Linked DNA regions of Homo sapiens: region 1 is linked to region 2. A link is an interaction called in ENCODE POLR2A ChIA-PET data of the cell type or tissue named here. Cell type or tissue: B cell. All regions are shown on one strand. Each heading gives the region's core, and the rest is flanking DNA. Links, peaks and the distances in the headings are about the cores only.

Region 1 (4,398 bases), core at 142-4,141, 59 kb before region 2:
TATATATATATACATATATAGTGTCCTAGGGCTGCCATAACAAAATACTACAAACTGGATGATGCTGGCAGGGACACGTTCTCCCTGAAGCCTCTAAGGGAGAACCCTTCCTTGCCTCTTCCTGGCCTCTGGTGGTTGCTGGCAATCCTTGGTCTTCTTTGGCTTGCAGCTGTGTAACTGCAATCTCTGTCCTTTTCTCCACATGGCCTTCTTCCCTGTGTGTGTCTGTCACTGTGTCTCTTCTCCTCTTCTTATAAGGACAACAGTCATATTAGATTCAGGGCCCACTCCACTTCAGTATGGCCTCATGTTAACTAATTATATCTGCAATAACCCTATTTCCAAATAATGCCACATTCTGAGATTCCAGGTGAATATGCATTTTGGGGGGACACTATTCAACCAGGTGAAACCAAAAGAAAAACATATATATATATATATATATATATATATATATGCTTTTTAAATATAATATGTATTTATATCTACTGAGCCAATAAAAAATGTAATTCTTCCTGTTGGTCCTGATCACAAGTATGAAATCCTTTGACGCTTGTTGAAAGGGACATGGCATCTGCTTATCACAATATCAGCCAACTACAACCACACATACTGAACACATAAGTCCTAAGAGGATGCCAAGTAGACAAAAGAACTAAGCCATGTGTAGGCTCAACTTAACACCCACTTTCACATTTATTTGATAATAGATGTGTGGTTGTCTGGATCAGTGAGTGGAACGCATGATAAAATTTTGGAAACAGATGATGTCTAAATTACTCTAATGATAGTCTTTATGATGTCAGTGAACATGAGGAATTGTAATTATTTTTCAGCCACTCCAGTGATTTCAAGCCAAATTTGAACTGGTAGCCTAGAAAGGAGTTTCTTGAGGATACTAATGATACTTCAAGGATTTCAAACTTCAAGGTAGTCATAACGTAAACATAGGAAGTCTCAACTGTATATTATTATGAAACCCACACGACCAAGGACCAGAAACTGGTAAATTTCAAGGATACGATGAGCAGTGCCTGTGTTTATTTTTAAAAATTTCTTTCACACCATAATATCATGTTTTCCTAAACTAAAACATTCCTGATATATTGCTGATACAGTTAGAAGTTCATCGGGAAGAGCTGAAGCAAATTTAGCAAAATGATGACATCCAATTATGGTGAGTAGAACATGGATACTTCCCATAATATTCTCCATATTTTTCTGTATGCTAAAAACATTTTTGTCTTTCTTTTTTAAAGAAATGAATTGTGACAAACAGTATCATTTTGCTTATTCAGACCTCAAAGCCTCAACTCAGTGGCTGCTGGGTTCCGTTTTCAAAGCCCCTGAATCCTCCCAACCTCTTCTCTGGCCTTTGATGTCACATAGTCTTCAATTTCACCAGAAGACTTAAGCCTTAAGTCCCCATTGTGGAGTGTCATCCAGGGTTCTCTCCAGCTATCTGGTTAGTCCTCATAGTCTCAGAATGCCTTCAGTATCAGCTCTTGGGGAGCCCCAAAAGGGCTTGCCGTAATAACATCCCCTCCTAGGGAAAGCATGGAGCCTGGGCACTGACCCCAGCTCTGGAAGAGGAACCAGGCACACAAGGGTGATGTGTGTGTTGAGCATGGCAAACTGACATGGGGACTCGTGTCCAGGGGCATCTAAAGGTCCAGCTTCAACAGGGCCCCATGGCTCACACCTATAATCCCAGCAATTTGTGTGGCTAAGGCAAGATCACTAAGGCCAGTCTCTACAAAAAAAAAATTTTTTTTTATTTGAGACACAGTCTCGCTCTGTCACCATGCTGAAGTGAGTGGTGTGATCTTGGCTCACTGCAACTTCTGCCTCCCGGGTTCAAGCAATTCTTCTGCCTCAGCCTCCCAAGTTGCTGGGACTACAGGCACACGCCACCATGCCCAGCTAATTTTTGTATTTTTAGTAGAGACAGGGTTTCACCATGTTGGCCAGGATTGTCTTGACCTCTTGACCTCATGATCCGCCTGCCTCGGCCTCCCAAAGTGCTGGGATTACAGGCATGAGCCACGGTGCCTGGCCAAAAAAAAATTTTTTTTTAATTAGCCTGGCGCACACCTGTAGTCCCAGCCCAGGGTGGTGATTGCAGGTGAGCTGGAGCAGGAGGATCAGTTGAGTCCAGGAGTTCAGGGTTTCAGTGCTATGATCATGCCACTGAACTTCAGCCTGGGTGACAGAACTAGACCCCGTCTTAAAAAAAATAAAAAAATAAAAAACGAAGGGCCAGCTTCCATGAATGACAATGGGATATGGTAGTGGTATTCAAACTACATTTTGATCTGCTGCCTTAAAAGAGTTTGTAAAATTGGCCGAGGGAGGTGGCTCCTGCCTGTAATCCTAGCACTTTGGGAGGCAGAGGAGGGCAGATTGCCTGAGCTCAGGAGTTCGATACCAGCCTGAGCAACACTGTGAAACCCCATCTCTACTAAAATACAAAAGAAGTTGGGAGGCCGAGGCGGGCGGATCACGAGGTCAGGAGATCGAGACCATCCTGGCCAACATGGTGAAACCCCGTCTCTACTAAAAAAAAAATACAAAAAATTAGCTAGGTGTGGTGGCAGGCACCTGTAGTCCCAGCTACTAGGGAGGCTGAGGCAGGAGAATGGCATGAACCTGGGAGGCGGAGCTTGCAGGGAGCCAAGGTCATGACACTGCACTCCAGCCTGGGTGACAGAGCAAGACTCTGTCTCAAAAAAAAAAAAAAAAAGAAGTTAGCTAGGCGTGGTGGCGTGCACCTGTAGTCCCAGCCACTCAGAAGGCTGAGGCAGGAGAGTGGCTTGAACTGGGGAGGCAGAGGTTGCAGTGAGCTGAGATCGCACCACTGCACTCCAGCCTGGGCGACAGAGCAAGACTCTGTCACAAAAAAAAAAAAAAAAAAAAAAGATTTTGTAAAATTATGTACTGCTTGACACATTTTATTCCTGATTCCAGAAGTACAGAATCAGGCATTAGATTCTCATAGGAGTGCTACCCCTATTGTGAACTGTGCATGCGAGGGATGTAGGTTGCAAGTTCCTTATGAGAATCTAATGCCTGATGATCTGTCACTGTCTCCCATCACCCCAGATGGAACTGTCTAGTTGCAGGAAAACAAGCTGAGGGCTCCCACTGATTCTACATTATGGTGAGTTGTATAATTATTTCATTATATATTACAATGTAATAATAATAGAAATAAAGTGCACAATAAATGTAATGCACTTAAATCATCCAGAAACTATCCCCTCCCCCCATTCACAGAAAAATTGTCTTCCACCAAACTGGTCCCTGGTGTCAAAAAGGTTGAGGACTGCTGCCCTAGAAGTGTGATACTCATAAGTGTATGGTTTTAAAAGATCTGAACAAGAAGTTGCTTTTAGCAGTCAAAAATTTCACTTTGTCCCCTGCTAATTCTATTCTACCTACTCCACATAAATTTATCCAAATGTAGTATCATTCTATGCTTAAAAATCTTTTATAGATCACCACATCATATGATCTGCACAATTGTGTATATACATTGAACACTTTTTACTTTATGTGCTCATAATGCTCTAATTAACATTTTCTGCCATTACAATTGCTAATACACAGTTGATCAAAACAGATCAACATGCTGACACTTTTGATAGAAAATTATTAAACATAAAAGAAAATTTTTGTTGGGAGTGCATCTCTTTATGAGATGAATGTGCTTTGTTTTTAAAATTAGTTCATATGTCTATCCATGAATAGTATTTATTAATAATATGAAAATGATTTGACATCATTTTTGTTTTCATTTTATAAATGTAAGGGCTAAGAAATCTTGCTTATGTGAATAAATGGGGACAGAAAAGGTTTGCTGAAACAAAAATCAGTCAATCCTTTCAACTCGTTCTAAATTTTATGTCAAAAATCACCTAGCGATCTATCATAACATTATTTTTCATGTTCTAGCAAATGACAGCTTGATTAAGCTTGTCTTCAATTTTGTTAGATGAAAAGAGTTGGAAACCACCTGGCTTGCAAAGAGGTTTTTATCCAGGTATCAGGGTTTTCTCCAAGAAAGGCTTGCCAAGACTTATCAAATGGTTATTAAATATATATGTTATTTTTGGCTCAAAGGCATTTTCTAAAGTAAGAGATATTCAAAGGGGTTGGGAAAATAAAATTTCTTTCTTTTAATGTACCTTAGCCAATTCAGAATTTTTAATAAAATTATTTTTATCTTCTCACATGTTTTCAATATATTTTATGTCAAAACTTTGATGACCTAAGACAACAGATTTAGCTCACTGAATCTGTGGAAAATGTTTGCCATCCAACCTGATTGGCAAAGGCAACGTTAGGCTTACATTCTTCAGAAGGACTTCAGTTTCCATTCAAATAAATATGTTGATA
Region 2 (4,398 bases), core at 82-4,081:
ACATATGTCTAACACAGAAAACAGCAACTCTTATTGTTCAGTAAGTAGCTACTAGACCCACATGGATATTTTCTTTTTTATTCCTTTTTTAAAACATTTTTTAGAGACAGGGTCTTGTTATGTTGCCAAGGTTGGTCTCAAACTCTAGCCTCAAGCGAGCGTCCCGACTTAGCCTCCTGAGAAGCTGGGACTACAGATGAGATACATGGCACCTGGCTCTAATTTTCATTTACACTTAAATTAGTTAAAATGAAATAATATTAAAAATTCAGATCCTCAGTCATAGTAGCCACATTTCAACTGCTCAATTGCCACAGGGGATTAATGACAACTGTATTGGATAGCACAGAAATTTTCTACTGTCTGAGAAAGTTCTACTGGACAGAGTTGTTACAGATGGTAAAAACAACAACAACAACAAAAAAACCCCACAGGAACATTGCTAAGAGTTCTAAGATGATAACCACTATTTATTTTCCAATTCATCCCCCACTTTCAACCCACCAGCTAACACATTTACAAATAACCTTTTTTTCTAAGCCTCCTAATCTTCTGATAAGAAATCTAAACGATTACCCCAAAATAATCCATCGAAAAGGCAAAATCTAGGACAGCCCTAGTCAGTTTGGGACAACTAGTCACCCCACCCATGTTTCACTTCTTTTTTGTAAACTTCTTTCATTCAGTATACAGTCCTTCTACTTCGTTTTTTCTGAGTCTTTGTTGTAGCTCCAGTAAGAGAGAGGCTACATTATCCTTTTTTGAGCCTAGGCCAAATGGTCAGTGCTGCCAACTGAGAATAAAATTTCCAGATCATTAAATTCAGTCATGAGGGCTTAAGTGCTAGGTGCAAAGAGCAGCCAGGCAGGCAGCTGTGGTGATCACAGTGGAGTCAGGGGTCAAGGAGGGCACCAAGAAGCACAATTTCTAACCAAATGTCTAAGGTGCTGTCTCGGGAGTCTACAAAGCCTAGAGTGGAAGGGGTTAATGCCACAAAGCATTGCAGTGGCAATTAATCTGACTACATATTAGGATCACCTGCCAAGCTTAAAAAGCAGTACCTAGGACTCACTCAAACCAATTAATTCAGAATCTCTGGGACACCCACGTTTTAAGGTTCCCAAGTAATTCTAATGCGCAGTTAAGATCGAGAACTACTTGGTCTAGACAAGCTTGTATAGCCAGCAGCCAGTGAAAGCTCACAGCAGCAGCTGCTCCAAGGAATTCAGAAAAACTTCTGCTGCTTTTCAGCTAGAAGGGCTCACTGATGTCTTTCTAATGTATCCCACAGAATGTAAAGTATCTCTGCTGCTCTCTTCCTGGGCTCCATCATTCATGGTATCCCTAGGAGGGGCACTCTCTCAGGATGAACAGAGGACAGACTTATACCTCGGCAACGCAGAGGCCCAGCCACATTGCAAAATTTAAGGGGTGCTCAGGAGTGTCTCTTTCACCATAAAATATCTCTACACCATGAATTTTCACCTGGAATTCCAGTATTTACACATACAGATTGCTGTCTGTATATGTATATACACACACACAAACACGTCAAATAAGCATGCAGTTTCTGTAGAGACAGGCAAATAACAGTGATTGAAATAAGCCTGGCTGACTTCCTCTTTTGAAGGGGGAGCTCCTATTCAGCTGCATGTGGGAGTGTATACCCAGTGTTACTAGACTGTACCATTTTTCAAGAAAAGATAGAAATCTGGATTTTTTGAAAAACCAAAACTTTCCCTTTAGAAACAGATGCGGCAACTCATTAAAATGTTTTAAAAACAATGTCCAGGCCCAGTGAAATCTTACTGCAGGCTGGAAAAAGTCCCTTCAAAAATAGAAATGTCTTTGTGAGTAGCAATGGAAGATTTCCTTTCTCTTATCTCTCTGTTGGGAAATTTTTCTTTTTCTACAAAGCAAATATTTCCTTCAGTTTATTCATGAATCCCTCCCTCAATCCTGCTGAGGGCTCAAGATTCCGTTTTCTCTTTGTCTTGAGATTTTCAGAAAGTACTTGAAGTTTGCTGCTTCTTTCCTTCACCACCTACCATTTATTTCACTACTTGTAATCTGGCTTCTACCTTCACCTTTATTCTTCCTTCTTTTTTTTTTTTTTTTTTAAGATGGAGTCTTGCTCTTGTTACCCAGGCTGGAGTGCAATGGCGTGATCTTGGTTCACTGCAACCTCCCTCTCCATTTCAAGTGATTATCCGGCCTCAGCTTCCCGAGTAGCTGGGACAGGAGCCTGCCACCACGACCAGCTAATTTTTTATTTTTTTATTTTTAGTAGAGACAGGGTTTCCCATGTTGGCCAGACTGGTTTCAAACTCCTGACCTCAGGTGATCCACCCACCTCAGCCTCCCAAACTGTTGGGATTACAGGTGTGAGTCACCGCACCTGGCCTACCTTCACCTTCTTACTAAAGCTGTTCTCTCTAGCCTAAGGTCACTAATGACTCCCAACTGGCAAACACAACAGCTTGTTCCCATTTCTTAATATTCTGCAGCTCTCCATAGCACTGGACATTGTCACCAGTCCCCTCAGTCACGGTCATCCCTCAACATGGAGACTAAGTGGTTCAGGCATACTGCTGGCTTGGAATCTGGGCTGCTGGAGATCGGGAAGAGCCCACTCCAGCTTCCTTGTGTCAGAATCTCTAGAGAGCTTCTTAGAAATGCAGAATGTTAGACTTAGAAATACAGAAGTCTGCATTACATGAAGTTTAAGATGCTCTGTTCTGGGCTACCCTTCAGTCTAATGTCAGGTTAATTTTCTGAAAGTACAGCTTCAAAATTTCCACATGGTCTATTAAATCAAATATAAGCTTTTCCCATCTTTTAAAACCTTCCACAACTTGACCACTATTACCTTCCAGAGTCCTGACCCTCCATTGCCATCTGTGATACACCACGGATCTATCAAACTGCACTATATCCTATTCCTGCATCTGGTCCAGACTATAGTGAGGGCATGGGGTGGAGACCAGTTTTGTTCTGTAAATGTTTATTTAGTATGTTCTTGCCTTCCTGCCTTTGCTCTGATTGTTCCCTCTGCCTGCTGAGTCCTCCCCTCCCACCTTACCTTTGCCTACTGAAATCCAAGGCCAAACTTCAGTGCCAGCTCTGGCACTGAAGCTCCATGTGCATGTACAAAGCAGAGGTGACCCAGTCACGCGGGCTGGCTGTAGTTCTGTTTGCATGTGTTCTTGGAAAAATTACAAACCCCTATGAGCCTCAGTTTTCTATTCTAAAACTTAGTGATAATGAAATCTGCTTGCAGAGTTGTTGTAATGGAGAAATAAAATTGTGTGTGTGTGTGTGTGTGTGGTTTTTGTTTGTTTGTTTGTTTGTTTGTTTGACACAAAGTCTCACTCTGTTGCCCAAGCTGGAGTGCAGTGGCGAGATCTTGGCTCACTGCAACCTCCACCTCCTGGGTTCAAGCGATTCTCCTGCCTCAGCCTCCCAAGTAGCTAAGACTACAGGCACATGCCACCATGCCCAGCTAATTTTTGTATTTTTAGTAGAGACGGGGTTTCACTGTTTTGGCCAGGCTGGTCTTGAACTCCTGACCTCGTGATCCTCCTGCCTCGGCCTCCCAAAGTGCTGGGATTACAGGCGTGAGCCACCATGCCTGGCCAAAATTGTGTTTCTTATTTAAAGTATCCTTCCTCATTGCAAAAGGATTTGAGGAGAAATGAACTAATATAGAAAGCATACCCAGCCCTGCTCCTCTTCCTCCTGTCCACTCCGCTTGGTGTCATATCCCCCTCTTGGGAGTCTTACAGCACTTTGAACTTCTTCTGGAACAGTTATCTCGTGTCACTTTTTTTTTTTTTTTTTTTTTTTGAGATGGAGTCTCCCTCTGTTACCCAAGCTGGAGTGCAGTCGCACAATCTTGGATCACTGCAACCTCCACCTCCCGGGCTCAAGTTATTCTTCTGCCTCAGCCTCCCATCTCATACCACTTTTATGTAATGCAAATATCACCCTCACCTTGACTGTACTCAAGTTCATGATTCCATATCCTCTAGGAAGTTCAATGCTCTTCCTTATATTTTTGGAAATTCTTGGGATGTATGTTCTCATGCTTTCTGCTGGTTCCGAGTTCTCTAATTCCAGTTACTTCTCACATTTCATGGATGTTCAACCATTTCCCCCAAAAAACAGGCATGGAAGAGCTCCATTTCTTAATTTATTCCCCATATCAACCTCCCCCCACCCACCCAAGAAAAAAACTAGCATTTGGGGCTGGGCATGGTGGCTCAACCCTGTAATCCTAGCACTTTGGGAGGCCGAGGCGGGCAGGTCACCTGAGGTCAGGAGTTCGAGACCAGCCCGGCCAACGTGGTGAAACCCCGTCTCTACTAAAAATACAAAAATTAGCCAGGCATGGTGGCG

Evidence for each region. ChIA-PET counts read pairs that join two places held together with the same protein. Peaks named below come from ENCODE experiments on the same cell type or tissue, not always from the same donor. Only the 100,000 strongest peaks of a DNase experiment are listed, where the experiment ranks them.
Region 1: POLR2A ChIA-PET joins it to region 2 with 9 read pairs; 3 of 35 experiments call an interaction of 5 or more read pairs at or near these places.

Annotation. Positions count from the first base shown.
Region 1 is chr6:139,072,873-139,077,270 of GRCh38, reverse strand. No RefSeq gene overlaps it. Among named protein-coding and RNA genes, the nearest start is that of ABRACL, 46 kb to the right of the region's middle. In B cell, for the core only: no CTCF peak of the experiment used is centred there; no DNase peak of the experiment used is centred there.
Region 2 is chr6:139,013,810-139,018,207 of GRCh38, reverse strand. No RefSeq gene overlaps it. Among named protein-coding and RNA genes, the nearest start is that of ABRACL, 13 kb to the left of the region's middle. In B cell, for the core only: no CTCF peak of the experiment used is centred there; a DNase peak (open chromatin) is centred at 1,607.